Regions from separate parts of the Mus musculus genome. Here regions 2, 3, 4, 5, 6 and 7 are each linked to region 1. A link is a loop called in an ENCODE intact Hi-C map of the cell type or tissue named here. Cell type or tissue: heart. All regions are shown on one strand. Region 1 holds the start of 2410080I02Rik (a long non-coding RNA gene). Region 2 overlaps C330002G04Rik (a long non-coding RNA gene). Region 3 overlaps C330002G04Rik (a long non-coding RNA gene). Region 4 overlaps Trpm3 (transient receptor potential cation channel, subfamily M, member 3). Region 5 overlaps C330002G04Rik (a long non-coding RNA gene). Region 6 overlaps C330002G04Rik (a long non-coding RNA gene). Region 7 overlaps C330002G04Rik (a long non-coding RNA gene).

Region 1 (4,000 bases):
ATCTAGTTATTTCAGAGTGTGGGAAAGGAAAGTCCCTGGGGATATGCAAAGGGACAGTGTTGTGAGCCCACTAGAGACCATAAATTTAGAGTGGTAACAGTTGGCCTCGATATTTTAGTCCAGCATGGCAGGTTGGAGAGAAACTGCGTCTTGCCAGGAAGTTCCAGGAACCAGGTGAGGGGTGCATGCATAGAGACTATGATGTCACAGCTAGGTAGGAGGGACGTAAGAACAAGATTGAGCATTGAAAAAGGAGATTGGAGGCCACAACCAAGTTGAAGAATTGTTCTGAAAGAAGTGTTAGTTGGTGTCTTAGTCAGGGTTTCTATTCCTTCACAAAACATCATGACCAAGAAGCCAGTTGGGGAGGAAAGGGTTTATTCAGCTTACACTTCCACATTGCTGTTCATCACCAAAGGAAGTCAGGACTGGAACTCAAGTAGGTCAAGAAGCAGGGGCCTATGCAGAGGCCATAGAGGAATGTTACTTACTGGCTTGCTTCCCCCTGCTTTCTTAGCTTGCTCTCTTATAGAACCCAAGACTACCAGTCCAGGAATGGCACCACCCACAAGGGGCTAGGCCCCTCCCCCTCTGATCACTAATGGAGAAAATGCCTTACAGCTGGATCTCATGGAGGCATTTCCTCAAGGGAGGTTCCTTTCTCTGTGATAACTCCAGCCTGTGTCAAGTTGACACACAAAACCAGCCAGTACGGCTGGGAAGTACGGTGCAAGGCTAAGAGTTCAGAAATGGAGGTAGTTTCTGGTGTTGCAAAGGTCTAGGGTACCCAAATAACAATGGAGTGTTTCAGGGTTGAGAATCTCAGATGGGCAATTTGCCTACCTGAATGCTAACCCCACTAACAGTGTTAACAGCTGGGAGGGAAGGCTGTTAAGTGTGTGGGACTTTCAGAGCATGAAGGTGAGCGAAAGTCAGAAGACTTTCACAAGGCGCCGGGTGGAGCTAGCTTAGCCTGGGGGCAAGGTCTAAAGCTGCAGAGGGAGGGAAAGGAAGAGGCAACTCACAGCGAACAACACTAATGCTAACAGGTGCTAAATTCCACTCCAGAGGCCTCATAAACTTCGTCCTCTCCTTGGGGGGCTAAGAGGCCACCCAGGGTAAAGGATTTATTCAGGGTCCTGGGCTGGGAAGGAAACGAGAAACAACCAGACCTTTTATTTCCCTTTCTCTGTTTCCTAAATGCCAACAGTGTTTTGGATATTTAAAAGGACACTTAAAATGCCCTTGTTGTTTCTGCCTTTGAACGACCAGTGCCGCTCAAGGACAGGGCGGTGGTAACCATGGCAGTGAGCAGAGGGTGGTGAAGAGGTGGTTTTTAAAATGGGGTGAACCTCAGACAGGCGGCAAACAGAGCTGGAACCTCTTGTCTTCCTTGGGGCCCTTTGTTCATTCAGCTTAACTGTAAGGAAAAGCTGAATTCTTCCCTGCAGGGAGGCAAGCTTAAAAAGAGAAGGGTTTGCCTCTCTCGAGGTGTGTCCCTGGGAATAGATTTCGGGGGGTGGGGGAGCACTAGGAAAATTTGGGGCAGCTGGCACAAACAGGGCACAAACAGGACAGTCTGGGATGGCAAAGAAACTAGCTGTCTTGCCTCCTGGGTACAGAGTTCTTAGGACCTGTCAGCTGTCTCGCCACCTCTCCCCAGACAGGTGGCCGCTCATGGGGGTGGCCTAGTATTCCAGCCAAAAAGGCTGCCAGGCCCAGCCTTTGCAGGAAGGTTTGGGGTGGGGGGAAGGGTAGAGGAGACAAGAGAAGGAGAGAGCTGACGCACTGCTGGATTAGGAGCTTTAAGAGCCTTCCCTTCCAGGACGAAGACGCGCCCCAAGCGGTCACAGGGCAGGGCAGGGCAGGGCAGGGTAGAACAGGGCAAACTGGAGGAGGCACATGGGCGCAGGAAAAGTCCCATGACTGCAGTGTTTTGCGGCAGGTTTCCCAGCTGCTGTAGGCAGAAGGGAGGCAGTCCCGGGTGATGGGCGAAGGGAGGGAGAGGGAAGAAGAGGGAAGTAAACAGGAGACCACGGAGAGAGCCAGTTCCCGGTGTTCAGAGAACACCAGCCGCCTCCGGTCCCGGTGGGTGGCTGTATGTGTGGAAATGAAACAGGGAGTGGGAGGGAGAGTGAAGAACAAGCATACACTTTTTTTTTTTTTTTTTTTTTTTGCCTGTCATCCACTCACCTCGTCTTCCCGACCCTGCAGCCCACGTCCCTACTGGGGTAGGGGTGGCAGGAGGTGGGAAGGAGATTGCTCGCCAGGCACCCACCCCTAAGTACAAGCAACTGTCGCTGAATCAGAACTGTCTCAGCCGCCTGTCACCTGCGCTCGCTCGGGAGGGGCACATGGCATCAGACTTGGGACTTGCGACGAGAGGGGGTGGAGGACCCAGCAACGGGCCAGAGCGTGGGGTGTCTCCGGGAACTGGGAAAAGCTGGGAGTGACTATCTCCAAACATCTAGGGGGACATCGGGGAGAATGGGTGGGACTAGGGGCTTAAGGGGACTTGGAAGCAGGGGGAGGGGATGACAGAGGGCGGGAGTGTCCTGCAGTGGGAAGCACCGGGGAACGGCGCCGGGGCTGAGGGGCGGCTGCTGCTGCCGCCAGTGCGCGGGGTTATGCGAGGTAACCGAGAGCCTGGAGGAGGAGGGAGGCGGCGTGGGCCGCGGGCCGGGGTGTCTGGCGCTCGTTGGACAAAGAGATGATGAAACGTGAGCGCTATATTTACCAAGGGGGTGGAGACGGGTGGGAGGGGGGTAAAAAGGACAAACTGTTCCACAACAACCACAGGAAACACAGCCCTTCTGACTCACCCAGAGGGCCGCGCCGACCCCAGCGCAGCCTTAGCCTCGAGGCAGAACCATACTCGGGGGGCGCCAGCACCCGGCCGAACCCTGGTGCTCTGGCTGGGGATGCATAGGCTTATAAATGAAAGGGACACCGGGTCGAAATACTGCTTGAGTGTGTGCATAGCTTTTGTGGGGTAGGGGAGGGCAAGGAACGACATTAATTTTTTTTTTCTTTTTAAGCCGGGTGGCTGGGTCATCGTAGGAAAGATGTGGCTGCAGTCGTGGAAAGCACGATTCCTGCAAAGTCATCTCCACTCGCACAGCCTGGCCGGCCAGCCCGCCCCGCCCAGGGACAGCAACACCAGCCACCCCACCTCTCTTTTCCTCCCCCACCCCCGCGCCTTGCACGCAGGGCCCAGAGTTGGGGTGCGGTATGGACTATGTTTAGAAGCTGATGTCATCGCGACACCCTACTCTGCAGTCTTCCCAGAGGGACCGCAGGGCAGGTTTTCCTGATCTTCGAGGATGTGGGGGTGGAAAGTGGCCTGCCTTCTCAGCACACCTCACACCCATGGTACCTCAGGGATTAAAAAAAAAAGAAAGAAAGAAACATCGCTAGAGTTACGAAACAGGGAGGCGCGCTCACGTGGAGCGTGCGAGCCCAGTGGCTAGCGCCCCAGGGGCCAGCAACCCTCCCTCGTGGCTCCACCTCCACCTCAGGTGTGGGGGGGCTAATGTCAAGGTTAGCTCACGTGGGCGCGGGCGCCCGGAGCTCCTTGCACGAGTTTGGGGCGGATTCCTCGTCCCCCAATCTAGGGCAGTTTGTTCAACTGCAGCAAAGAGAGCTTGATGTTCCAGCAGGGAAGGGATTTCTGAGAACTGGGACTGTCCTCAAATGAACCTGCCTCCTCCGGCTGCTGCGGCGGCGGCCGCCTGCGGAAGACTTTTTAAAAGGGCGATGCCAGGCCCAGACGCTCGGCGCGCAAGTGGCTGAACCGCCCGCCACTCTGCGGCCGGAGCCGAGCACCCGCCCCGAGCGCCACGCGGGGCTGCTCTGAGCTCAGGGGGCTGCCGGCTAAACTTATCCTCCTGCATATGCATGAACGGATGGCCTTTCCGCTCCGCAATGGAGAGGCCTGGGGTTTTGCGGTAGGCTGCTTAGTGGAGCAAGAGTAAAGTAGGGCGTCGTGGAAGTTTTCGCG
Region 2 (4,000 bases), 68 kb before region 1:
TTATCATAGCAACAGAAAAGCAAACTAGAATAAGAATGATATCAAATACATTAGTCTGAGGGAGAAAGAAGAAGAAGAAGAGGAAGAGGAAGAGGGAGGAAGAGGGAGGAAGAGGAAGAGAGAGAAAGAAGAAGAAGAAGAAGAAGAAGAAGAAGAAGAAGAAGAAGAAGAAGAAGAAGAAGAAGAAGAAGAAGAAGAAGAAGAAGAAGAAGAAGAAGAAGAAGAAGAAGAAGAACCAGGCACATGAGGTAAGTCCATATTGTAGAACTTCTAGATCAGGGGAAATTAATCTGTAGAGGCAGAAAACAGATCTGTAAAGTGTTTGCAGCTAGGCCTAAGGCAGCTGTGAAGGAGGCATAAGAAAACAGTGGTGAGATGACAGCACTTAAGCCTCTATTATAGAGGCAGTTGCACTATACAATTGTTGAAATTCATAGACCTGTAGGCTTCTGATATGTATAGTGGATTATATAAATTACAACTTAATAAAGTGATTTGGGGAGAGAGGGTTACATACTCTGTTACCGTTGCTGGCCTCAAACCTGTAGTAACTCTCTTTATCATATTCTCCCAAGTTCAGAATCACAGGCGGACACCACCACACCTGGCAATAAAGTGATTTTTGAAAATGAGCAACATTGCCCTTTGTTACCTGATCAGAAATCAAAAATAAATCCAAGGGGTTAAGGGAGTAACCCAGTCCATAAAATGCATGCCATGGAAACCTGAAGACCGGAATTCAATCCCCAGCATCCATATAGGAAGTCAGATATGGTGGAGCACACTAGTGATCAGAGCTCTGGGGAGACAAAGCTACTACGCTCCCTAGAGCTCAATGGTCCGCCAGTCTGGCCTCATTGATGAGTTCCATGTCCTAGTCAACAAAGCAGCTGGCCACTGAAGTATGCCTAAGGTGATATTAGCCTCTGGTCTCCACACCCAAGAGCAAACACATACATATGCACCTACATACACGTGTGCATGCACACATACAGATACCACACACACACAGTCCAAGAATAATTATAATAAACCCCAACTAGATAAACATACAAACTCCTTTTAAAAAAAAAAAAAAAAAAAGGCCTATTCTTCTAGATTAGATTTTATTCTGGCAAGAAGTTAGTCTTGAGAGTCCAGAAAAAGATGAAATCAAACACAAGCCATTCATTCAAAGTTGGCACTGAGATGTTGTTTTGTTATCTGTAAAAAAACTATTGTCTGTTCGACATGTCCAAATGCATTTGAAGTGGAATAATGAAGGCCCTGACTTGTTGGGATCCAGGAAGCACCTCCCTCTTCTTACCTGGTTCCATTTCTGCTTGCCTCTCAACCAGATCTAGGCCTTCCTTCAAACAGGCTGTGACGTTCTGTGCTGCTGCCGTTATGGCTTACTGTATAGTGTATTACTTTGCACTCACTTGCAATGATGATGGAAGGGGTACAGATGCTAAGCAAATCCTAGAACAGTGGCAAGCTCCTAGTAGGTGCTTAATAAAGAACTATGGGGTTGTTAACTGTTCTGGACACATAAGCCTTGCTAAATGGCTTGTGGGGGAAAGGGGGTTTTGAAAATTAACCAGCATTCTCTACTTGCAGGTAATTGAAAAAAGTTGCTACAAAAATCACATTCTTGTATTTAGCATGCAATCGAGTTGTCTCGTGTTCTCACAACTGGTCCTCCAGCCCTGACACTTCTGAGGTTGGATTCACCCTTCCTCCCATCGCCTACTCTGTACTTTGTCCACTAACCACGTGGAAGTCAAATGTCTGTTTACTAGTCTCAGTCCTGGACCAGACTGAGGGCCCTTTGAGAGCAGAAGCTATGGAGGTCACTACCCCATCCAGCTCGGAGAACAGTGGCAGGCTCCTAGTAGGTGCTTAAAAAAGAACTATGGGGTTGCTAACTGTTCTGGACACATAACAACAGAGTTTATTTAAGGTTTTGAAAATCAACTGCACAAACAGGAAAACCCTGGCGCTTCCAAAGGGAACTCCACCCAAGGAGCGATCCAGCAGGAAATACCAAAAAGTCAGTATCTAGCACAGAAGGCACAGGGAAAGTGTTTCCAGTCAAATCCTGAGAGCTGGTCTCCAAGAGGCTGTGAAACTGTCTGGAAAACCTAAGGGTTTAAGAGCAGTACAACGGAATTCTCCTCCAAGGCAGATAATAAGGTATCGGCAAGGGAGCCACCCTGGCCCTCCTAATCCCCTGGGCCAAATAGCACACCACTGAATTCATTTCTAACACCACGGGTTAAACAAAGCACCATGGAATTCCTAGCAATGAGGGCTAGTCCTGGTCACCTGGACTATCAGTATCCCTGCAACTGCCTCCTTGGAAAATATTTGCAAAATTCCATATGAACATTCTCTGTCTTTCTCATTTTTGTTGTTTTTTGATTTTTGTTTTCCCTCAGATTGAATCTGAGGCCTCAATTGTATGTGTTAGATACATTTTCTACAAGAGAACTGTTCCCCAACTCTTCTCATTTTTTCTTTATGTTGAGATAGAACTCTTACTAAGTTGCCCTAGCCAACCTTGAACTTGCAAGCCTTCTGCTTTGGCTTTCTCCATACCTGGGTTTATCCATGTACATTCTTGAAGGCACTGGCACCTTAGTTACCTGCATTATCAAGAACAATGTAATAAAATACCATCTAGAACAGTGGTTCTTGACCTTCCCAATGCTGTGACCCTTTAATACAGGTCCTCGTGTTGTGATGACCCTCAACCATAAAATTATTTTTGTTACTACTTCACAGCTGTAATTGTGCTACTGTTATGAATCATAATGTCTGATGTGCAGAATATCTGATATCCAACCCCTGTGAAAGGGTGACTCACCCCCCCCACACACACACACACACAAAAGGGGTCATGATCCATCCACAGGATGGAAATGGCTGATCTAGAACCTTAAAGCACAAGAGATGGAAGGATAGGCACTTCTGAATAATAACCACCATTCACACCTTATGGTTCAAACAGTGGCTTCCAAGACATGAATAACCCCTGTCCTCCTTTCTTCCGTGGCCCGCTGGGTATTCACCTTTGGCCCATTTACTCAGTAGTGAGTGAAGAGAGCAAAGAGAGCTTAAGTCAACTTCATGTTGCCACATTAGCAATCCTCAAATTGGGAAATAAACTGGCTAAAATGAGCATGTAGGACTCTCTACCTCCAGCTTCCCATGATCCTCCTTGCTGATGTTCTGGTTATTAATATACCTAGACTTAACATTGCATAGTTGATTAATGATACCTTTCCTTCACTAGAATACTTAATTAAGAAATGATTTGGGGCCGGGCGTGGTGGCGCATGCCTTTAATCCCAGCACTCGGGAGGCAGAGGCAGGCGGATTTCTGAGTTCGAGGCCAGCCTGGTCTACAAAGTGAGTTCCAGGACAGCCAGGGCTACACAGAGAAACCCTGTCTTGAAAAACCAAAAAAAAGAAAAAAAGAAAGAAAGAAAGAAGGAAGGAAGGAAGGAAGGAAGAAGGAAAGAAAGAAAGAAAGAAAGAAAGAAAGAAAGAAAGAAAGAAAGAAAGAAAGAAAGAAAGAAAGAAAGAAAGAAAGAGAAAGAAATGATTTGGGGACTAGGGTATAGCTCAGTGACAAAACCCTGCCTGGCATATTTAAGACCCTTGATTAGATTTTTAATACCACCATCCCAATAACAGTAACAACAATAATAGTAGCTGGGCAGTGGTGGTGCTCATCTTTAATCCCAGTACTCAGGAGGAGGAAGGCAGGTGGATCTCCGTGAGTTAGAGGCCAAGCTGATCTACAGAGGATAACCAGGGTTACACAGAAAAACCCTGTTTAAAAAACAAAACAAAACAAAACAAAACAAAACAAAACAAAACAACAACTGGAAAAAAATCTATCTGAAAAAAGAAAGAAGCCATCTGGTGAATTTAATACTCCTGTCATCTATATCAAACAAATCACCAACTTGTATTTAAATAATGAATCCTGACAACGTACAAACATTTTCTA
Region 3 (4,000 bases), 99 kb before region 1:
TCTCTCTCTCTCTCTCTCTCTCTCTCTCTCTCTCTCTCTCTCTCTCCCCTCTCTCTCTCTCTCTCTCTCTCTCTCTCTCTCTCTCTCTCTCTCTCTCTCTCACACACACACACACACACACACACACACACTCCCTCAAATTACCACCTCTGCCAACAGTTTCAAAAGTCTGTTCAGACTCTTGCTGAGTCATTTATTCACCATATAATAAAAGCAACAGCCAGGCAGGCAGGGTGACACAGTCCTGTCGGTCCAGCACTGGAAAGACTGAAGGTTATCCTGGATCACACAATAGTCCTATCCCCAAAAAGAAAAAGGGAAGGGAGAGAGAGAAGGGGAGGGGCATGCAGGGAAGAAGGAAGAGAGGGAAAGAAAAGAAAAGAAAAGAAAAGAAAAGAAAAGAAAAGAAAAGAAAAGAAAAGAAAAGAAAAGAACAAAACAATGTTCCTACCATGGAAGCAAATAACAGCTATGTCTAGAAGAGAAATGGGGGAAACCTTGGTTAAGTCCCCCAAATGGGCTTGTGTCACTACAGTCAGTTCACCTGTCACCGCAGTGGACTTCACTGACCGCGATGTTTTGTATCACTCAAGTAGATATTACTAGAAGGCCTGTTACTAGAAGTGTTTGCTGGAGGAGAGGTAGGCAGCATCAAGCCTTCCTCTGAAGGTTCTAGCAACAAATAGAGGTGTGGTTCCCCAAAACATCACCCTGGGCAATCCAGTGAATTTATTAGGCTTACTTACAGAGCAATGGGTGGCTGGTTACTGGGAGGAGCACAGGTGGGTGTGGAGCACCACACTAGAAGGTGTGGAGCACCACACTAGAAGGTCTGCACCTAGCATGAATGCCTCCTGTTTAGATGGTGTCCCCTACCCTGGTCCTCCCAGAGGTCAGCTGCTATTGGGGCAGATTTGCATTTAACGTTTTGGAAGGTGTGGGTGGATACAAATGAGGGAAGGTCAGCTGTCAAGAAGCCCGGCTGTGGTGATGTTTGGCAAGCCCGCACAGCTCAGCCGATAAAGATGTGGCAATGTGGTCAGAGGATAGTCCTATACAATGAACCTGATGAAAAGAGAAAGCCCATCTATATAAGACACTCAGAGGCAGGTTCACCCAAGAGCCAAAATCTACATTGTACAGCAAACAGCAAAAAAGTGTCGTCCCTCTTCTCCCCCACCCCCGCCCCCGTACTGCCCTTCCCTTCTTCCCAGCGCCTTCACTCAGAGAAGTGAGGGAGAATTTGTGGTTTTGTACTTCTGCAGAGGCTGGGTTTGCACTAACTATTCCGTAGGCAATAGGAGCCGCAGGTGGCTTGTCTCCTTTGGTTTTTACAGTGCTGGGGAGAGAACCCAGAGACTTACAAATGCTATGCAATCTGTCTACTACTGAGCCCAGAACTCCCCAGCTCCTACTCTGTTGATAGCTTTTAAATAAATAGGATAGGGCCATTAGCAAAATCGGTACAATAGCTGTGGGTAAACTGGAGGGAAGTGTTGGAGCCCAGCCTCCTTCTGGCAAAGTCCAGATGAGGTGCCCCTCAGCAGCAATGAATAGACATAGCATGAAAACACCGGGCCAGGACATGCAGATCACAGACCATGGAGAAGCACAGGACCTTGCTGCCTGAGCCTGTAGCCTCTGTCTTCATTTCTAGAGGATCCAAGTCAGAAGATTCCCCAAACAGAAGCCTGCCAATAGAGTCCTTAACAGGGGACAGGCCCTCTTCCCACATGGCCCAGGAGGATTTCTGGAACAAGGGTGGCTCTGGGTCACTGTGAGAAAGGTCAGCGGACACTGCAGATGTTGCAGTGGCTCTATCCCTCTGGGCCTCCCTCCAGGGCTTGGGACAATTCCAGGGCCCAATCAGCAAGTTAAAGCCAAAGCGAGGCCAACACAGTCCCTCCCATCTCAATGAGATGACCATGGAAGATGACTCTGACCTGTCCAGGCACACTCAGAAGGACCGGTGTGCTGTGGAACCCGGTGGGGGTTGGCACCGAATCAGTGGGGCTCTTCCACAGGGTTCACCCCATAGGTTAAAAACAACCAAGACCCTTCTTTTCAGCCAAGGTTTGAGATTCCTAAATCTATCCCCCTTCCTCTCCCCTCCCGAGTTGACTCATCCTTTTGTTCCTATTTCTATCTCATCTTCCTTTCCCAGCATGCCTTGCCCTTCCTCCTGACCCACTCACTCTCTTTACTCATTCCTCCACACAAACGTGGAATCAACAACATGGACTTAGGGCATCATGAAATAACCCCTAGTGGACAATCCATAACCATCTCATCCAGGTCTTGCAATCTCAGCAAGAGCCCAGAGTGCATCCCAGGAGATGGCTGAGCCTTTCCAGTCTTCTTTTGCACATTCCTAACACCCTACTTACCAATCAGGAAAAGGGGTACATTCCTCAGTCCTGACTGAGCTCCCTGTGCCTGGCCCTGCTGGTTCCTTTTGCTAAGTACCTCAGGGCTGGGGAATAGAAGGTGGGCTTTCAGGATAGCTCTAAGCTCCTGGCACAGAACATGGCAGGAGAGGGTCACCGGCTACAGGGGGCCACAGCATGAGGGGCCCAAGAACGAATACCAGACCAGAGGGCAGTGAGGTGAGGGCAGGAATACAGAAGGCTGGGAGAAAGTGTGGGAAAACCCAGGCAGAACTGACACACCTTCCAAGTGGGAGTGGCTGAGAGAAGCAGGGCCCTTTGCAGACTTACAGTTCAGCCTAAAGGAAAGATTCTGTGCTAGGGGTAGGAAGAGAAAGAACACAAGAGAGCTCAACTGGAATTAGTTCGGAGAGGGCCTTGAATGCCAGCAATTTATCCCACTCACAGAAAAGAATCACTGAAAACCATTGCGCAGGGCTTTAGTGGTTACTAAATGATAACGCTTAAGTAAGAAAATGTCCAACAGGGCCCCGTCCTGCTGGGACGAGATTGGCCCTCAGGGCCACAGCTGTAAACAGCAGTTCTAAAAGACTTGAAAGGGCCTTCAAAGAGTTGTTTTCATGGTTAAGAACACCTGACATTCTTACAGAGGACCTGGACCATGTGTTGGCCCACAAACCCATCTAACTCCAGTCCCAGAGGACATACCAGGCATGCATGTGGTACAAACACCACAAGCAAAACACTCATACACATAAAATAATAATAATTTTTTTGTTATTTGTGTTTTTTTTTTTTCAAGACAGGGTTTCTCTGTGTAGCCCTGGCTGTCCTGGAACTCACTCTGTAGGCTAGGCTGGCCTCGAACTCACAGAGATCTGCCTGCCTCTGCCTCCCAAGTGCTGACTGCAGGGATTAGGTATGAGGCACCACACCCAGCCAAAAAAATAAATCTAAAAAACAAAAACAAACATAAAAACAAACAAACAAAAAATCCTTTAAAAAAGAACTTCTATTACAATGAAAACAGGCCAAGTGAGGGAGCAGTTGCACACTACCCTCCCTCTCATTGTTAACTGTGGTTTTGTTTAGGTGTCTACCACCTAAACTACGTAAGAACTTGCATTCATGGCTAGAGACATTATTACCCCAGGGCACTGCAGTATTTCCCTCTGACTCTGGTCTGAAGCCACACCCTCGCTTCTCCATCTTCCACACCCACAGGTGACCTCTGCTTTCACAAGCAAAGCACACCAGTCATGAAAGGACTCCCAGAGAGAGCCCAGAGGGGGACTCAGGATCTGGAAGGGGAAAAGCAGGAAGTCTGCTGCTGCTCAGGCAGTGGGGTGCTGAGCTCCTGGGCAGGAAGACAGGAAGTCAGAAGCCACAGCAGGTGGAGAAAAAGGCTCTGGGGAGGTCTGCACTATACCTCTTAAGTGTGACACCATGGGCTGCCTGTGGGGCAGAAGGACGACGACTCACACAGGAGCTAGGCTCCAAGACAAAACACCACACACTGTATGATTCTACTGAGAACGGGCGGATCCAGAGAAAGAGAACACAGAATAATGGTTGCCAGGGAGAGTAACTGCTCCGTGGGTGATGCTGAGAAA
Region 4 (4,000 bases), 190 kb before region 1:
AGCCATCATTTTAATATATACACAGAGGTTGGTGGTTTGCATGTCTATAAAGAAATGAATAAAAAAGGGAGGGGGTCTTTCCTTGTGAGCTCACAGAGAAAGGAGGAGAAGGCTGTGTGAGCCGAGCAGCAGACAAGAACGGCCCCGCAGAGTCCCCCTGCTCTGAGCTGGGCCACTCCAGAGGTCATTGCTGTACATCCTGTAACCACAGCCCTTTCCAAACGCACGGTGCTCTGACCAAACACAGTAAGGCAGATGGTTGATCCTCCACCGAAAGCAGAGCCAAGGACACCCATTTTGATTATTTTAACCGATCTGTATTAACAGCAGCCAACAAACGGGCTCGTCTGCACACAGGTTAACAATTAGCAGAACATTCCTGCAAAGCACGTACATTAGTTGTTTGTCCTGAAGGCTGTGTGGAAGGAAGGAAGAAGGGACGTGCCAGGGATTTTGGAAGACAGTTGTTCCCCGGAGCAAATAGCTTCCTGCAGCTAGATTTTAGGCCGCATCTGTCAAGGGATGTTTAACTGAAACTTGCTTGGCTTTTAGCCAAATATTTGGTCTCTGCTATATGGCCCATGGTTCAAGATGAGTTCTGTATAGAAGGCACCAGCAGTTTCAGGTCAAATATGGGATTTTCAGTCTTTGCCTTAGTGACATCCTCAATTCTGATGGATAACTATTTCTTGATCTGGGCTGTAGTAACACTGGACATATTTGCTCTGTGTGTCCTCCTGTGTGGACAGTAAATCTTACCATCAACTACAGGAGAGAACACAGGGAACATCCTGCTACCCTAGTTTGAATGGGTCTATTCACTGATACTGAACATTTCCGTGTGTCAGGCTCTTTGCCAGAAGCTGGGGGTTGGGGGGGGGGGGGGTTACTTCATTGCCTTTGAAGAACAGTTAATGGGAGGATTGGCACATCAACAGAACATTACAAATTGGTGGGATTTATTTTCTATAGAGGTGACTTATAAGGAATTCACTCACAAGAAAGAAGAGTACAGTTTAATTTAGCAGTAGCTCGGGGAGCCACAACAAAGCAGAGAGGCAGAGAAAGCAAGGGAGGTCGGAGGCATTTGCCTTGGTGATAAAGAGTTAAACTGAATTGTGAATGGAATTAGGAGTTTTTCAGACAGATAAACCATTCTAATGAAAGGATGATCATGTCCGAAGTCAAAGACAGATGACAAAGCATGTCGGGTGTTCACAGATGGGGCTGGAAAGAACAAAGACAGGAGATCTCCTTCCTGTGCCAGCCAGGAGCTAATCCCCAGGTTAGTTCCACATAGGAGGCGAGGCGCTCTCAGGCCACCTGAGCCTGCCCTGGTTTGCCCTTGTTTTCTTCTGGCCTTTTATGTGGCCTCTGGCTGCACTGTCTGAGGTTTTTAAGGGAGGAGCTGGGACCAGCATCTGTATCCATCTCGTCTACTAATTCTTGGAAGAATGAATAGGGAAGAGGTTAGAAAGACAGATTGTTAGCAAACACATTACATGCCAAGCTAAGAAAGTTGGTTTCTTTCACAGTTCATCTTGTCTGGAGCCCCTTTCTAAGTGAGATCTCTAACTTAAGAAACTCAACTGTGAGAGAGGGCAGAGGGGGACAGAGAGACCACCGGCTAGAAAATACACCACTCCCATGCTCGCTTCAGAGAAACCAGAGAAGGCAGAAAAAAAAATATTCTTTGTTCCAAATCTCCCGTAACCAAGGAACAGCAAACTTCCCTTCGAAGAGCCAGGATCCCCTGACCAGGTTAAACCTGCAGACTCATCTCCCCTTAGTGTAACGCATTTGCCTGTTTGGTCTTAACTCTCCAAATAGCTGAAATCAGCATCCAGAAAGGGGGAGCTGGAAGCAGGACAGGAAATGCTGCAGCAGATGGCTCCGCCTGGGTGAAGTAGGCTTTGAGCAGCCAGAGGGCAGCATGAGGCAACTGTGTGACTGCAGGGCAGGGAGCAGGGCCCAGGCACGGTGTGGTAAAAGGACTGTGCCTACATGGTGGTTCTGCCAAGCACCTTGGCAGACATCCTGCTTTCTCCAAACACCATCCTAATGCTGCCTACACTATTTTGCTAATGCCTGTTTTAAGTATCGGGATTACTTGAAGCTCCAAAGCCCTAGGCCCCCAGTTCTCCGCCCCCCAGACCAGCATTGCCAGTTCAATCTGTGTTCTTCTCCCCACTTCCTCTCCTTTGATCCTACAGAAGTCTACAAAGTAAGGGAAGGAAGAAGAACCAATGTGTGCATGCATCTTCCTCCTTCTCTGTTCCTCTCCATCCCTCTCTTCCTGCCCTCTTTCCCCTCTGCCTCCCTCTTCACATTTTGCTTTTTCATTCTTAGTACATCCTTTTCCAGCCTACAAATGCACCAGACACGTATCACACAAGAAGCCTGAAGGTCAAAAAGGTCTTGGGACAACCACAAGAAGCTGGAATGCATCCAAAGAGGCTTTCTTGTGGCCGAAGGAAAATCTGCCAGGATCTGGAATGATACAATAACTCTCTCTTATGTTCAAGGTTGTAAGTTTGGTCCCCAACACTGCCAAATAGATGATGATGACGATGATGACGATGACGATGATGACGACGACGACGATGACAATAACCCCCCCCCCCCAAAGTACAAACCCATTACATTGATCCTCAACCAAGGACAATGTCACCACTTACCCTTACCAGAAAGGAGATATTCGATCTTAAATTTTTTTTTTGTTTTCTTTTCTTTTCTTTTATGGGATTTTTTTTATTTACATTTAAAATGTTATCCCCTTTCCCAATTTCCTCTACAGAAACCTCCTATACCGTCCCCCTTCCCCTGCTTCTATGAGGGTGATCCTCCACCCACCCACTCCTGTCTCCTCACCCTCGCATTCTCCTACTCTGCGGCATCGAGCCTTTACAGGTCCAAGGGCCTCTCGTCTCAGTGATGACCAACAAGGCCATCCTCTGTTACATATGCGGCTGGAGCCATGGGTTGTTCCATATGTACACTTTAGTTGGTGTTTTAGTCCCTGGGAGCTCTGGAGGATCTGGTTAGTTGATATTGTTGTTCTTCCTGAGATTGCAATCCCCTCCAGCTCCTTCAGTCCTTTCTCTAAGTCCTCCACTGGGGACCCCGTGCTCAGTCCAATGGTTGGCTGCAAGCATCTGCTTCTGTATTTGTCAGGCTCTGAAAGAGCCCCTCAGGAGACAGCTATACCAGGCTCCTGTCAGCAAGCACTTCATGGCATCTGCAATAGTGTCTGGGTTTGGTGACTGTATATGGAATGGATCCCCGGGTGGGGCAGTCTCTGGATGGCCTTTCCTTCAGTCTCTGCTCCACACTTTGTCTCTGTATTTCCTCTTGTGAGTATTTTGTTCCCCCTTCTAAGAAGGACCAAAGCATCCACACTGTGGTCTTCCTTCTTCTTGAGCTTCTTGTGGTCTGTGAATTGTATCTTGGGTACTCTGAGCTTTTGGGCTAACATCCACTTATTAGTGAGTGCATACCAAGTATGTTGGGTTTGTTTGTTTGTTTGTTTGTTTGTTTTGGGTTTTTTTTTTTTTTTTTTTTTTTTACGATTGGGTGACTTCACTCAGGAAGATATTTTCTAGTTTCAGCCACTTTCTTAGGAATTTCATAAAGCCATTATTTTTAATAGCCGAGTAGTACTCCATTGTATAAATGTACCACATTTTCTGTGCCCATTCCTCTGTTGAGGGACTTCTGGGTTCTTTCCAGCTTCTGGCTATTGTAAATAAGGCTGTTATGAACATAGTGGAGCATGTATCCTTATTACAATTTGGAGCATCTTCTGGGTATATGCTGGGTATATGGTATAGCTGAGTGCTCAGGTAGTACTATGTTCAATTTTCTGAGGATCCGACAGATTTATTTCCAGAGTGATTTTACCAGCTTGCAATCCCACCAACAATGGAGGAGTGTTCCTCTTTCTCCACATCCTCGGCTCTCACCTGAGGCTTTGATCTAAGCCATTCTGACTGGTGTAAGG
Region 5 (4,000 bases), 110 kb before region 1:
CTGCCACTGAAGACGGCATTTCTCTCAAGTGCTGCTGAGCCAGAGAGTTCGGATCACCTCTTCTTCTCTTCTTCCGGCATATCTATAGAGTAACTGCCACCCGCTGAAGTCCCTGATCCCATCTACCAATGCTTGTCAAGATGCAGCCTTCCTAGTCACACAGGAAGGCACCAACAGCCATGCTGATTTTGAACACCAAGAACCTGCATTAAATGAGGACTAAGGAGAGGACTCCAGTAAGATTTCTGCCAGGCATGGTGGCACAGGCCTGTACTCTCAACGCTTGGGATGCTGAAGCAGGAGGATCAAAAGTTCCAGGCCAATCTAGCTACATAATGAGACCTTTAAAAAAAAGAACTCAGTGAAATACCAATTTCTATCACTTCCATATATGAATAACACTGAGACCACTAGAAAATATTAATTATAATTCAAGAGCTTTGTTACTTATATAAAAATGGAAGCTAAACGAACATTTCCAGAAACTCACCGCTCAGAAAACTGGGACTTTTCGACAGGGAGAGATTTTTAGTATATTGCTAATATAGCACTGAATAGGATGAAACGGCTTATTCAAAGGTCTAAAAAAGGCAGAACAGCTCCTCTGCTTCTCAGTGTCTCAATCTTTTCCATATTTAGTGAGCAAGAGTCAAAAATATCAAAACTCCTGGGAAATTCTCAGTACGAGAATTTATTTTTTGCTTAGCATAATTTAGTCCCATTTGTGGCTGCATCATGCAAGACTCAGGATCCCTTATTCTTGAAAGCGAGAGCAATTCAAGACATGACTGTTGAATCAACAGCCAAATAGTCCTTTATCCTTTATCCTTTGACCAGTTTGTAGCTAATTCATAAGAAATTAAAGTCAAGAAGCTGGGAGATGACTCAGGAGGAGAGCACTAGCGGGACAAACTTGAGGACCACAGTTTGAATCACCAACACATGACTAAAAGCTGGCCATGACTGCATGAACCTGGGACACCAATGTTGTCTGACAGGCAGATCCTAGAAGTCTACTGTGAGCCAACCCAGCAGCAGGGTGAGCTTCTGCTTCAGTGAGATAGTGTCTCAGGGGCATAAGATGGAGGGAGAGCCAACATCCTCCCCTGGGCTCTGCACGTGCACAGACATGCCATCAACGCACGCACACTCGCACATCACACACACCCACACATACACACAGAATTAGTTATTCTTTATTAAAGAAAAGATCAAAAAAATAGGACCCCAGCCTTAAATAACAGCCCTTAGAGGAAAAGCCCCGAGCTGGGTGGTCTCTCCAACTCATGTATTGACAATGACAGTAGACCAGCTTGTTTTATCTATAACCAGACATCAAAGAAAGTAGACTATGATAAACAGTACCATTCAGAGAACAGGACATTGATTTTAATTGCTCTTAATTTGTACTGCAAGGCAGAGAAAAGGCAAACCTTCAGAGAAAGGAATGATTTTTTTTTTAACCCAAAACTCGGAGATTTTAAGTGAGCACAAAGACACTTAGCTGGATGCTACTCGAGCCATTCTCTAGAGCTAAAAACAAAGCAGTAATTCTCTTCCCCCAGTAGCCATATGGACCTATTGCTCTATCTCTGGGGATTTTAAATGATTTTAAAACCTTGAACCTAAAGCAACACTCGAAGCTACCAAAGGTATTAGGTGGGGGCAGGACTCCAAACATCAACCGAGGAGTGCTATAAAGGAATCAGATTTGTGTCAAGCTGTAATGCCTGCAATAGGTGTTTCGTATAGTCTATTTTTAGCACCCATTTGTAATGGCTGATTTAAAATTAGTATCATCCAAAGTCAAATGAATCTTGAGAATGAAGATTATCCCCGTTTGACCTATCTGCTTTTAAAACTGCCAGACAAATGCTACAGACAAGCTCCACCGTGTTCAGGGATCTTTGGTTTCTGAACTCAGTCAGACAACTGGAGAATTTTATAACTTGGTAAAATCCTAAAGAGAAACATGTAGTCTTCAACTGTCCTGTATCACACCATTAAAGGCTGTATGTCTAGACACTGTACTGAGGGCTCTGACTCTGGATTCCATCGGAAAGGAGAGGCTGGTGGTATGGGGTATGGCACAGTAGTAAGACACTTGCCAGGCACATGCAAGGTCCTGGGTTCAGTTCCCAGTGCTATCAAAAGAGATAAAATGTAGACATGGAAATGGACATGATAGAGATAGGGATGATGGAGATAGAGATGATACAGAAGGAGGATGGAGATAGAGATGGAGGGAGAGAGAGAGAGAGAGAAAGAGAGAGAGAGAGAGAGAGTAAGCAATTTCTGCCTACACCTGGACCTGATGTGTACTGGGCAGCAAAGACGGAGAAGGAGCAGTGGCCACAGTAAGGAGGCCCCTTACTCGTGTGCACCTCCTTCTGGTCACATTCAGACCTCTTCCTAAACTCTTCCATTCACCACTCTAGAAAATTAAACTAAATCACCCAGAATATTGGGGTTGGGGTTTACGCATCTACAGTCCAATACAAATAGCAATTGGTCAAGTCTGTGTCTGCGTGCCAAGAGGGCCAGTGTCTGAACTGCAGGAGAGATTGCTTAGACAAGGACTTTGGAAACCACAAAGACACTACGTAAATATTGGTTTTATTTAATTAGTTAAAAAGTAATAAATTATCTACATGAACAGCTCCTATGCTCCACCTAAACAGATTCATTTCTAGCTAATCCATTCATGAATTTTCCAACATATAAGGAAATATGGCCAGATGGGATTGTTGTGGCAGTGGGGTTTTTTTGTTTGTTTGTTTGGGGTTTTGTTTTGTTTTGTTTTGTTTTGTTTTGTTTTGTTTTGTTTTGTTTCTGGTTTGGTTTGGCTTGGCTTGGCTTGGCTTGGCTTGGCTTGGCTTGGCTTGGCTTGGCTTGGCTTGGCTTGGTTTAAGAATTACCATCTGATCTCTATGGTGCAATCCCAGCACTGGGGAGGCAGAAGCAGGCAAATTTCTCAGTTCTAGGTCAGCCTAGTGTATAAAGCAATTTCCAGAAGAACCAGAACTACACAAAGAAACCCTGTTTCAAAAGCAAGAACAAAGAAAAATGTACCCTCTGGAGAAGTTCCATTTCTTACTTGTATGCATTTATACATCCCCTCTGTTCACCAAGAGTCTGGGGTAACATACAGTGCTGTAAAATACATTCATGGAGCGGGGAAGTGACTCAGCGGGGGGAAGTGTTTGTCACTAAAGCCTGAGAACAGTCACAAGCCCCATCCATCATGTACATGGTTGTGACAGCCCACCTGTAATCACTGTGAGTGGAAGGCACAGGCAGGCATGTCCAGAACAAGCTGGCCAGCCAGACTAACCGAATCAGCCAGCTCTGGGTTCACGTTAGAAGAAAGATGGACCTGCCTCAAAAAACAGAGCAGGGAAGATATCTGGCATTGACCTTGGGCCTCTTGTGAACATGCCATACACACACATGTGAACATACATACACATTAGTGCATACCACGTACAAATAAAAGAAAAAATAAAGTACGTACAATAAATCAGGCATATGAGGACAGTTTCTTCCTTTCTCTAACAGCTGTGTATACCTCATGTACCTACTACACCTTAGCCCATGTCAAAATCTTGTCTCCAGGAAGTTGTGGCCCACGCCTTTAATCCCATCACTCAGTAGGCAGAGGCAGGTAGATCATGAGATCAAGGCCAGCCTGGTCTCTACAGAGCAAATTCCAGGACAGCCAGGGCTACACAGAAACCCTCAAAACAACGAACAGCAACAACAACAACAACAAAGCAAACAAACAAAAACTACTTACCTGTAATTATAGTACTTCAAGGCTAAGGCAGGATCATTATCATTTCTGACATGAAATGTTTAATGAGACCCTGTGTCAGAATGAGGAGGGTGAACAATTAAAAAAAAATGGTGAAATTTGTGCATGTGATAGAACAGAGGGAATAGAGAATTTGGAGCTGAATATTCTGAAATTGTAGGGTGGGGGATAAGCAGCACGGTTGTG
Region 6 (4,000 bases), 77 kb before region 1:
AGCCCCTGACATCCTCTATGAACAGTTTATTACTTCTGAGGGTCTGTCAACATCCTCAGCTGTATAGATGTGTGTGTGTTCATGATATTCCACATCATGTATGTTTCGACTTCTCCTACTGGATAGTAAGATCTTTGAGGAAGTAAGCAGGCCTTGTTCATCTCACAATTCTTCAACTCTTGTCCCTCATTTAGACACAGCCAGATTTCAAGAGAAGATTGTAAAATAAATAAACTCTTTAGCCAATATTCTGATAGCATTGTGACACATGACTTAAAAAAAAATCAGAGAATCTCTTGGAACTGAAACCATCTCAGAAGCAAAGGTATTCATGTAGAAACCTTCTTAACAATGAAGTGTGACAGTAAGCACCTGTGTGACAGTAAGCAAGCACCTGTTGTCTCAGCTCTCAAAGCCGGGGGGGGGGGGGGGTGTCTCAAGTCAGAGGCAAGCTTGGGCTACATATGTGGTGAAATCTTGTGTTAATACGTAAACAAATAAATAGACCAGTTGTGATAGCATATACCTTTATTCCTAGCACTTGGGAAGCATAGGAAGTTGGTTTCTGTGAGTTCAAGACCAGCCTAGTCTACACATTCCATTCCAGGACAGTCAAAGCTACAAACTAGATAGATAGATAGATAGATAGATAGATAGATAGATAGATAGATAGATAGAAAATTAAAATTAAATGTCCTTGACAACCATGAGCAAAAAACAAACTTTAGAAGCCCCAAATCAGGAGGTGACACAACTGTGAATTCAAAGGAAGAATTTGTGTCATTGGAATAGCAGCAAGATCCTCATAGACAGCCAGTATATATGACACACCTATAACCCTTTCACCAATGAGCCTAGAATACAATCCACCCAGTATAACACAAACTCTCAAAAGAAAAGGAAAATCCAAACCCATGTCTCACACAAAGCTGTGTGATTTGCCTATTTTTTGTAAATGCAAGTGCAGAGGAAGGAACCTACTCCTAGCAAAAACCGCTATTGTGGCCAGATGTAGTGGTGCATGCCTGAAATCCTCACATTCAGGAGGCCAAGGCAGGAGAATCTCAGACCAAAGGGCTAGCCTGAGCTACATAGTAAGACCCTGTCTCAATAAACCATAACAATGCTAAGAATTGCTGTCCTTATTGTTATTATTATCAGCAGCAGGAGCCTAGAATGTCACTGGGCACCTACGATCTCAGCTTCCTGGTCAGATGAGAGGGGAAGTATGGACCATTAAGCAGCTTAGGTAACAGTAGAATCTCCTCTCTTCAAATGTATTGTCATTACTATTACCATTATTCTTAGTGAGTAGAAAAACCACTACAATCGCTTCTCAGCCTTTTGGCTAAGATCAAGTGGAAAACTACTACACTGAATAGCACCATCTAATCTACTGAAGTTTCACCCCGAGATCAGCCTACAGCCCGCAAGCCATTTGTGACCTCAAACTGCACACTTAGCCCTGAAACAAGGTGACTATTGTTCAGTAGAGGAACAGTGAGCCACCTTCCACACTCAGGCCTCTTCTCATTGCTCATTTGTATAGAAGCCACTGGCCCAAAGCCTTCCCCATCACATACATCTCCAACCCATAGCAACAAGTCCAAGAACACAATTTATAACAACCCATGGAGAAGCCCCAAGCACCAGGGACCTCATCTTTCCTTTATAGGAAACTAACTTTCACTGCTGTTCTTTGAATGCCTAAGAGGAGAAAAATAAATTAAAGAGAGACAGTGACAGACTTTATAATTTCCAAAGTTGGTGCCAAGTTCTGTCTAGGAGGAAGGACATTACAGGCATTTCACTCTTCCGGGAAAGCAAGGTTTGGGGGGGGGGGGGGGTTTCACGTTAGGCAGTGAAAAGCAAATGGCCTAAGCCCAAATCCCAAAGAACACCGTGATTTCAACGATTTGGGGGTTATCTGCCCTGTCTTTTCCCTCTGTGTCTGTGTGGTTCCTCAAACAAAGTGGGCTGGAAGGGTTCAAGCTCGGTTCACAGAAGGGAACATTCTGTACTCAGCCTGTGCCGGGCTGCGTTGTGTAAAACGAGATCAACAGAATGATCTCAGCCGCAGCGCAGCCCGGCAGCAGCAGGCACCACCGCCACCCCCCAGCCCAGCCCAGCGTTTGAACGTGTGGGCCCAGAAGCCATCTGCGGACAGTGACCGCAAAAGTGGGCACACGTGTGTGCCCCCGCACCCTCCCCCCACCCCCACCCCCACCCCCACCCCAGAGATGCCTTTCTGGTCCTGGAAGTTCAGTTCTGCTGTTTCTCACTGGAAGGTCAAGGGAGTTGTTAGCATATTTGTCTTTAGAGTTTAATTACAACTGAAGCACTTCCAAGGAAACTAGCCCCTGTGTGCACACTTCTACTTTGGCATCGATTGGAGCTTTTCAATCTGTTTGGATGTTTCCGTGCCTCAGATGACAGCGGTAATACTAAATATGCTACGGAGGCCGCGCCTGCGCTAAGAGGAGGCGGGGGCAGGGAAAGAGGACAGAAGACCAAAGGGAACGAACAGTCAAGACCATTGCCGGGGCTCCACTCTGCACCCGCCCCCAAACTTTTCCACCTACCAGATACGAAGCCTTTTCATCTTTTGTCTAGAATTTAGCGAACAATTCGACACATATTTATCCGATGCTTATTTTGTGCATGGGCCTGTTCATAAAAGAGTACCTGAAACAAAATTTTTTAGCAAAACGGAAGCCTGTCTTCCAAACTAGAGGACCGAGGGGAACAGAAAGGAAGAGGAGAGCTGTGTGACCATAGGTGGGGGAGGGGGAGTTAGGAAGAGAGGTAAGCAGTCTGAGCTGCTGGTAAGGACCTGAATTCATGTAGGTGTTTTCCAAAGCTCTGCAGGCAGACCACATGGTTGCCTACCAGGAATCTTCCCATGCCTGTTGTAAAAGATAGGGGGTGACACAAAATGCCCAAATCTCCCCGCAGGGGGTTGGTTGTAGGCTGGGCCTCTCGATGCCTCCTTTCAAGGAAACCCAGTCCTGCCCCGTTGCAGGAAAAAGAGAACAGCGGGTTGAAGGGCAGGGAGAAGAACAAAGGGCTTTCTGTGCAGGATGGTCTTGCCTCCTGATTTACTTACTGTCCTTGGGACATCGGGCAAGCGCCTCAGACTTGGTGCTGTTGCCGGAGAGTGCTCAGTTATTTAACTGGGGAAAAGCCACCTGTTTGCTGAATTTGCCTCTTATGGGGTCCAAGGAAACAGAATGTGCCTAATTAAGTAAATAGTAACCATGGTTGTTATGAGTGTAAGTGCGGGTCAGTGAGAGCTCTTTCTTAGATGTTGATTAAGAACATCACTACTGTGTCCTCTGAACTGTTTTCTCACCCACATATTTTCAGTGTTTTGACTTAGCAAGTGGTTGTTGAGCAGCCTCGCCTGCCTCCACGTCTGTGCTGAGCTGCTGAGCCTTGTCCTGGTGAAGTGTCCCCCTCTTTCTGGAGCAAGGGTGTCTGATCCAGGCAGCAGTACCTGGGGCAAGAATCAAATGCCTTCTCAAAGTGGGCCTTCTTGTTATGCTCAGTCTAGTCTCTCATCCATCTTCCAAGACTGATTTCTAAGGCAGTGGCAGCCTATTCCAGAGACAAAGGAGGTGCTTGGCCTGCCAGGGAGCTGGGGCTTAGCTGGAGCAACCCTGAAACAAAGCATTCTTGAGATTGTACTTGCAGAATGTAAACACCCTTTTCTCACTTCAGACCCGGAGCTCCTGCCAACACTGGAGAAATTACGATACAAAGAACCTCCAGGGCCTGGACATATTACCATGCACTGCTACCCGGGGAGGTAGGAGGAAGATGGCCTCTGGGGGACGGCAGTCATGGCTGTGTGTCCATCTGTAAACCAGTTCTCACTAGAACAGAAGACTAATAAAGATTCACAAGCCTCTCTGGGTATGGTGAACCACACCTGTAATCCCAACACTTGCAAAGGCTATGGAGGAGGAGGAAGAGGAGGGGGAAGAGGAGGAAGAGGAAG
Region 7 (4,000 bases), 130 kb before region 1:
TGCTCTCTTTCACAATGGGTGCTCTCAGTGAACTGGATTCACGTGCTGTTTTTCAAATCACAAGCTGCTGATCCACATGCAGAACTGTCATGTCTTAGTCATTTGTTCCCTCTATTTCTTTTATTTATTTGCATGCATATGGATATTTTGCCTGCATGCACATCTATGTACCACGTTTACACATGGTGCCTATGGACTGCAAAAAAAAGTATGTTAGATTGCCTGGAACTGGAGTTACAGAAGATGGTTTGTGAACTGCCATGTGGATATTAGGAATCAAACCCAGGTTGTCTGGAAGAGCATCCAGTGCTCTTAACCTCTGAGCCATTTCTCCAGCCCCTCTATTTCTAATTATGAAGTTGCTGAGCACACATAAACACAGAAAGAATATGAAAGTGAACATCTAGTTGGGCAATGGTGGCACACACCTTTAATCCCAGCACTCAGGAAGCAGAGGCAGGGGGATTTCTGAGTTCAAGGCCAGCCTGGTCTACAGAGTGACTTCCAGGACAGCCAGGGCTACACAGAGAAACCCTGTCTCAAAAAAAAAAAAGAAGAAGAAGAAGAAGAAAGTGAACATTTATAAACCTTCCATATTTACAATTATCAACATTTTGCTGTTTGCTTCCACCATCTCTATCTAAATTTCTTTCTAAAGCCATGTTAATCAAAGCTCTTCACTTCTGTAGACTTTAGTATCTTTCACCCAAGAATGATACCTCTCCTCTATGATGCTGTACTGTTATCATGCATAAGGAAGCAATAGCCATCCCAATGTCATCTAACATATAGTCCAAGTGAAATTTCATAGTTGTTTCTGAATTCATTTTTGTGACTATTTTTATTTTCTAAGCCAGTACATTTGATTGCCACAGCTCTTTAGCCTTTTAGACAACAGCTGCTCCCACAGGACACTCTTAATTCTCATGAAATTGAGTTTTCAAAAAATTGCAGGTCAACGATCTTGTTGACTGTCTCACATTCTGAACTCACATGGTTATTACCCAATATCTTGGTCTTATTTTCTAGTTTCTATATGTCCTATAATCTGGTGGTTAGACACACTTGGGTTAAACATGTTTGATAAAGATAGGGCTATCACTCAGTGGTAGAATGCATGTGTAGCATACACAAAACCTTGTGTTCAAAGCCTAGGGCCACAGTGGGGGAAAAAAGGAAGGAAGGGAGGAAGGGAGGGAGGAAGAAAGGAAGAGAGGAAGGGAGGAAGGGAGGAAGGGAGGAAGGGAGGGATGGACGAAGAGAAGGAGGCAGGAAGGAAGGAAGGAAGGAAGGAAGGAAGGAAGGAAGGAAGGGAAGGAAGGAAGGAAGGAAGGAAGGAAGGATGGATGGATGGATGGATGGATGGATGGATGGTGGAGAGAGAATGGAAAGTAGGCTTATTCAGTAAGAATACTTTACAAATATCTTCCATACTTTGGCATCACACACTAGGAGGTCACCAAGTTACAGTTTCCATTGGAAGTGATGCTGCCCTTGACCACATGAGTAATGTGGATACCACCAGGTTTCTACAGATAAAATATGTGTTTTGCTTTTATAATTAAAATGAAAAGTCAGAGATGATATTTGGGATCACATAACAATTTTCTTTCAACAAAGTTCGGGAAGACGGTTTCAGTATGGAGATGCATCTGACCCTCTCGGCCATTCTAAAGCTCCTTGGGTCAGTCTTACCCTCACATCTATGTGAGACAAGAAGTAGGTCAGATCTGCTTGTCGTTGCCATTGCTTCCGGCTGTCACACTTAATCACCCTTGAAAACTACTCCGGCATAGCTTGAAGAGTCTAGCCCATCTTGGGATCCTCTCACTTTTGACCAGATCCCTGTATCCAACCAAGGACCAATCCCCTCCCTCAGGGCTAGACCCGTGTATGCATGCCCTGCCCCTATCTTCCCCAATTCACACAAACACCTCTCCCCACACAGCTCACCCCAGGAATGCCACCTCACAATCAATCCAGCATGTTCTGCCTCACAAATCCCCTGGTAGAACTGATTCCATTCATTCTCTGCAAAATCCCGCGCTACAGAGCGAACAGGCACAGACCTGATGGGCCTCCCTCTCCTGTTTTTGTTTTCTTGTCTCACTGCATGTGCTTTAGTTCTTTGAAGAACCAGAAAACTGCAATATATGTAACTCATACCAGAATATCTATATGCCTAAAGCTTCTGCTAATAAGCTCAACGGTTTCCAGCATCTAAAAAGACCCAAAATAGAGCAGATCCTAATAATTATCTTCCTCTGTCCACTAAGGAGAAGGAGACAGCATTATGCCTTTCAGTGGTATGCTCGGGTGTTCTTAATGCCTCTGTCTTGGGAGTCTGAAGCCCTGAAATTTGTAGACTTTGTTAGTTTCTATCGTGTGAACACTCCACCTACTGCTGATCTTAGACTACCAGCCAAGGTAGGTCTTGACACCATAATCAGCTGTCCTGACAGCATAGCACGGCTCCAGCAGATGGCAGTGTTTGTGATAATGGCCTCCCTTCTTTTGCTGCTTAAATGCTCATCTTTTTTAAACCGGAAGTTAACACACACATACACATACACACACACACACACCCTTTTTTTTAGGTAAGTAGAATAGTATCGAGCTTTTCTGCTAATACTTCCTATATGAATAACATCAATGATGCTCAAAGTAACTACAGTATGATCGTCTCCGTGAAGGCCCAGGGCAATATGGAATTAGAATGCTATTCACTTGGGCGTCTGGACTGTTTCCAGATCAGAGCTATTAAAAATAGTAATGACTATTCTGTTGAATCTACACTTCCCATGTGAGTCTCTGACGAGTCTGTAAGTATAGCATCAACCTTAGTGGATTGCATAAATAGTTTACCAACCGTCCTCCCTCCTACTGGGTCTGGAACATTGCCCTGCTCTGTGTTGTCAGTTATTATCAGTCTATTTAGTGTTCGCCTTTGGAGAAAATGCATAATGATGTTTCATTGTGTTTTACAGTTTATTTTTTCTGATTGCTAATTACCATATTGTCTATTGTTTTTGGTCATTTGAATTCCTCCTGCATTTCAACTGCCTGTTTCTCTCATGGCTAGGTTTGTAGGGGGTATTTTCACATCCTCAAACAGCAGTCCTCTGCCAGCTATAGCAATTGCCAGAATCTCTCTTCTCCATGGCTTCTCTTTTCAAATGTTGCATTCTTTTATGAATATGCATTCTTAACTTTCCCTAAACAGAGCTTTTGTATTCTCCTCTTTAAAAAAAAAATCTACTCCCAATACAAATACCAAAATCCAAAGTAGAAACTGGAAATTACTACTGAAATGTAAAGTAGAGGTGACCTCCTTAAGCAGCTCATGCACTTCTCCAAAAGAAGCCAGGTTCACAACTTTAAAGCAATATGCCCTTCCAATATGTCTCTGTAGGTGACAACTACACCGGTCCCTTCCAAGAACTTTCACCTTCCAGGACTCAAAATTACCACCAGTCCTCTATATAGAGAAAAATACAGATTCAAATTGGTCTCTGTTGGACCCTCTTATACATCCCCTCTCCTCTGGTACCTGCAAGGATCTCGTGTTTCCATGATATACATTTGTTCAGGTGTTTTCTTTATTTTTATAGCTGAGGCCTTTCTTCATAAAGTTATTTGTGAATCTTATGCCTGTATGGGTAATAATAAGTTAACTGTCTCCGAAGCATACATACTGTGGTATGTATAGCATTACTTAGAAGCAATTCAAGAGGTAAACTAGATCCAAGTAAGCCATGCATAATGTATTACCTGACACCGCTGCCCTCAAGGGAGCTAGAATTCACTGGATATCTGTAATTGGAAGATACTTTACATACATCATGCCTAATCTCCCACGAAGTCCAACCAGGCAGCTTCTATCTACTCCAGCTTAATGGAAAGTTGAAGGCTCAAAAGTATTGTGATAAGTCAGTAAGTAAAGCATTTGCCCCACAAGTATAAAGATCTAAAGACCAGAGTTCGAATCCTCAGAACTGAC

Evidence for each region. Hi-C counts contacts between places; a loop is a spot of excess contacts. Peaks named below come from ENCODE experiments on the same cell type or tissue, not always from the same donor. Only the 100,000 strongest peaks of a DNase experiment are listed, where the experiment ranks them.
Region 2: it touches region 1 in a loop (5-fold over the local background); 14 of 42 quality-filtered maps call a loop at or near these places.
Region 3: it touches region 1 in a loop (4-fold over the local background); 7 of 42 quality-filtered maps call a loop at or near these places.
Region 4: it touches region 1 in a loop (5-fold over the local background); 12 of 42 quality-filtered maps call a loop at or near these places.
Region 5: it touches region 1 in a loop (2.9-fold over the local background); 7 of 42 quality-filtered maps call a loop at or near these places.
Region 6: it touches region 1 in a loop (5-fold over the local background); 14 of 42 quality-filtered maps call a loop at or near these places.
Region 7: a loop joins it to region 1, with 7 times the contacts of the local background. A loop is called at or near these places in 13 of 42 quality-filtered maps.

What each region holds. Positions count from the first base shown.
Region 1 is chr19:23,132,321-23,136,320 of GRCm38, forward strand. It overlaps 2410080I02Rik (a long non-coding RNA gene), which reads left to right and starts at 2,178. Exons shown (of 2, transcript XR_386610.3): 1 at 2,178-2,634; 2 at 3,039-4,000. In heart, CTCF peaks have their summits at 1,854, 2,865 and 3,777; DNase peaks (open chromatin) are centred at 1,931, 2,671, 3,471, 3,641 and 2 weaker places; H3K4me3 peaks cover 2,351 bases; H3K27ac peaks cover 1,771 bases; H3K27me3 peaks cover 1,896 bases.
Region 2 is chr19:23,063,840-23,067,839 of GRCm38, forward strand. It overlaps C330002G04Rik (a long non-coding RNA gene), which reads right to left. Exons shown (of 8, transcript XR_001782629.2): 2 at 518-604. Among named protein-coding and RNA genes, the nearest start is that of C330002G04Rik, 10 kb to the right of the region's middle. In heart, a CTCF peak has its summit at 1,994; a DNase peak (open chromatin) is centred at 1,932.
Region 3 is chr19:23,033,335-23,037,334 of GRCm38, forward strand. The region is part of intron 5 of C330002G04Rik (a long non-coding RNA gene); the gene reads right to left. Among named protein-coding and RNA genes, the nearest start is that of C330002G04Rik, 41 kb to the right of the region's middle. In heart, a CTCF peak has its summit at 2,293; DNase peaks (open chromatin) are centred at 1,807, 2,617 and 3,707.
Region 4 is chr19:22,938,740-22,942,739 of GRCm38, forward strand. All of the region lies in intron 22 of Trpm3 (transient receptor potential cation channel, subfamily M, member 3), which reads left to right. Among named protein-coding and RNA genes, the nearest start is that of Gm52388, 14 kb to the left of the region's middle. In heart, a CTCF peak has its summit at 1,922; DNase peaks (open chromatin) are centred at 372 and 1,922.
Region 5 is chr19:23,022,471-23,026,470 of GRCm38, forward strand. The region is part of intron 5 of C330002G04Rik (a long non-coding RNA gene); the gene reads right to left. Among named protein-coding and RNA genes, the nearest start is that of C330002G04Rik, 51 kb to the right of the region's middle. In heart, a CTCF peak has its summit at 2,433 (motif pointing left); no DNase peak of the experiment used is centred here; H3K27ac peaks cover 270 bases.
Region 6 is chr19:23,055,005-23,059,004 of GRCm38, forward strand. The region is part of intron 4 of C330002G04Rik (a long non-coding RNA gene); the gene reads right to left. Among named protein-coding and RNA genes, the nearest start is that of C330002G04Rik, 19 kb to the right of the region's middle. In heart, no CTCF peak of the experiment used is centred here; DNase peaks (open chromatin) are centred at 2,017, 2,467, 2,807, 3,677 and 1 weaker place; H3K4me3 peaks cover 1,482 bases; H3K27ac peaks cover 1,970 bases.
Region 7 is chr19:23,004,237-23,008,236 of GRCm38, forward strand. The region is part of intron 5 of C330002G04Rik (a long non-coding RNA gene); the gene reads right to left. Among named protein-coding and RNA genes, the nearest start is that of C330002G04Rik, 70 kb to the right of the region's middle. In heart, a CTCF peak has its summit at 2,476 (motif pointing right); a DNase peak (open chromatin) is centred at 2,455.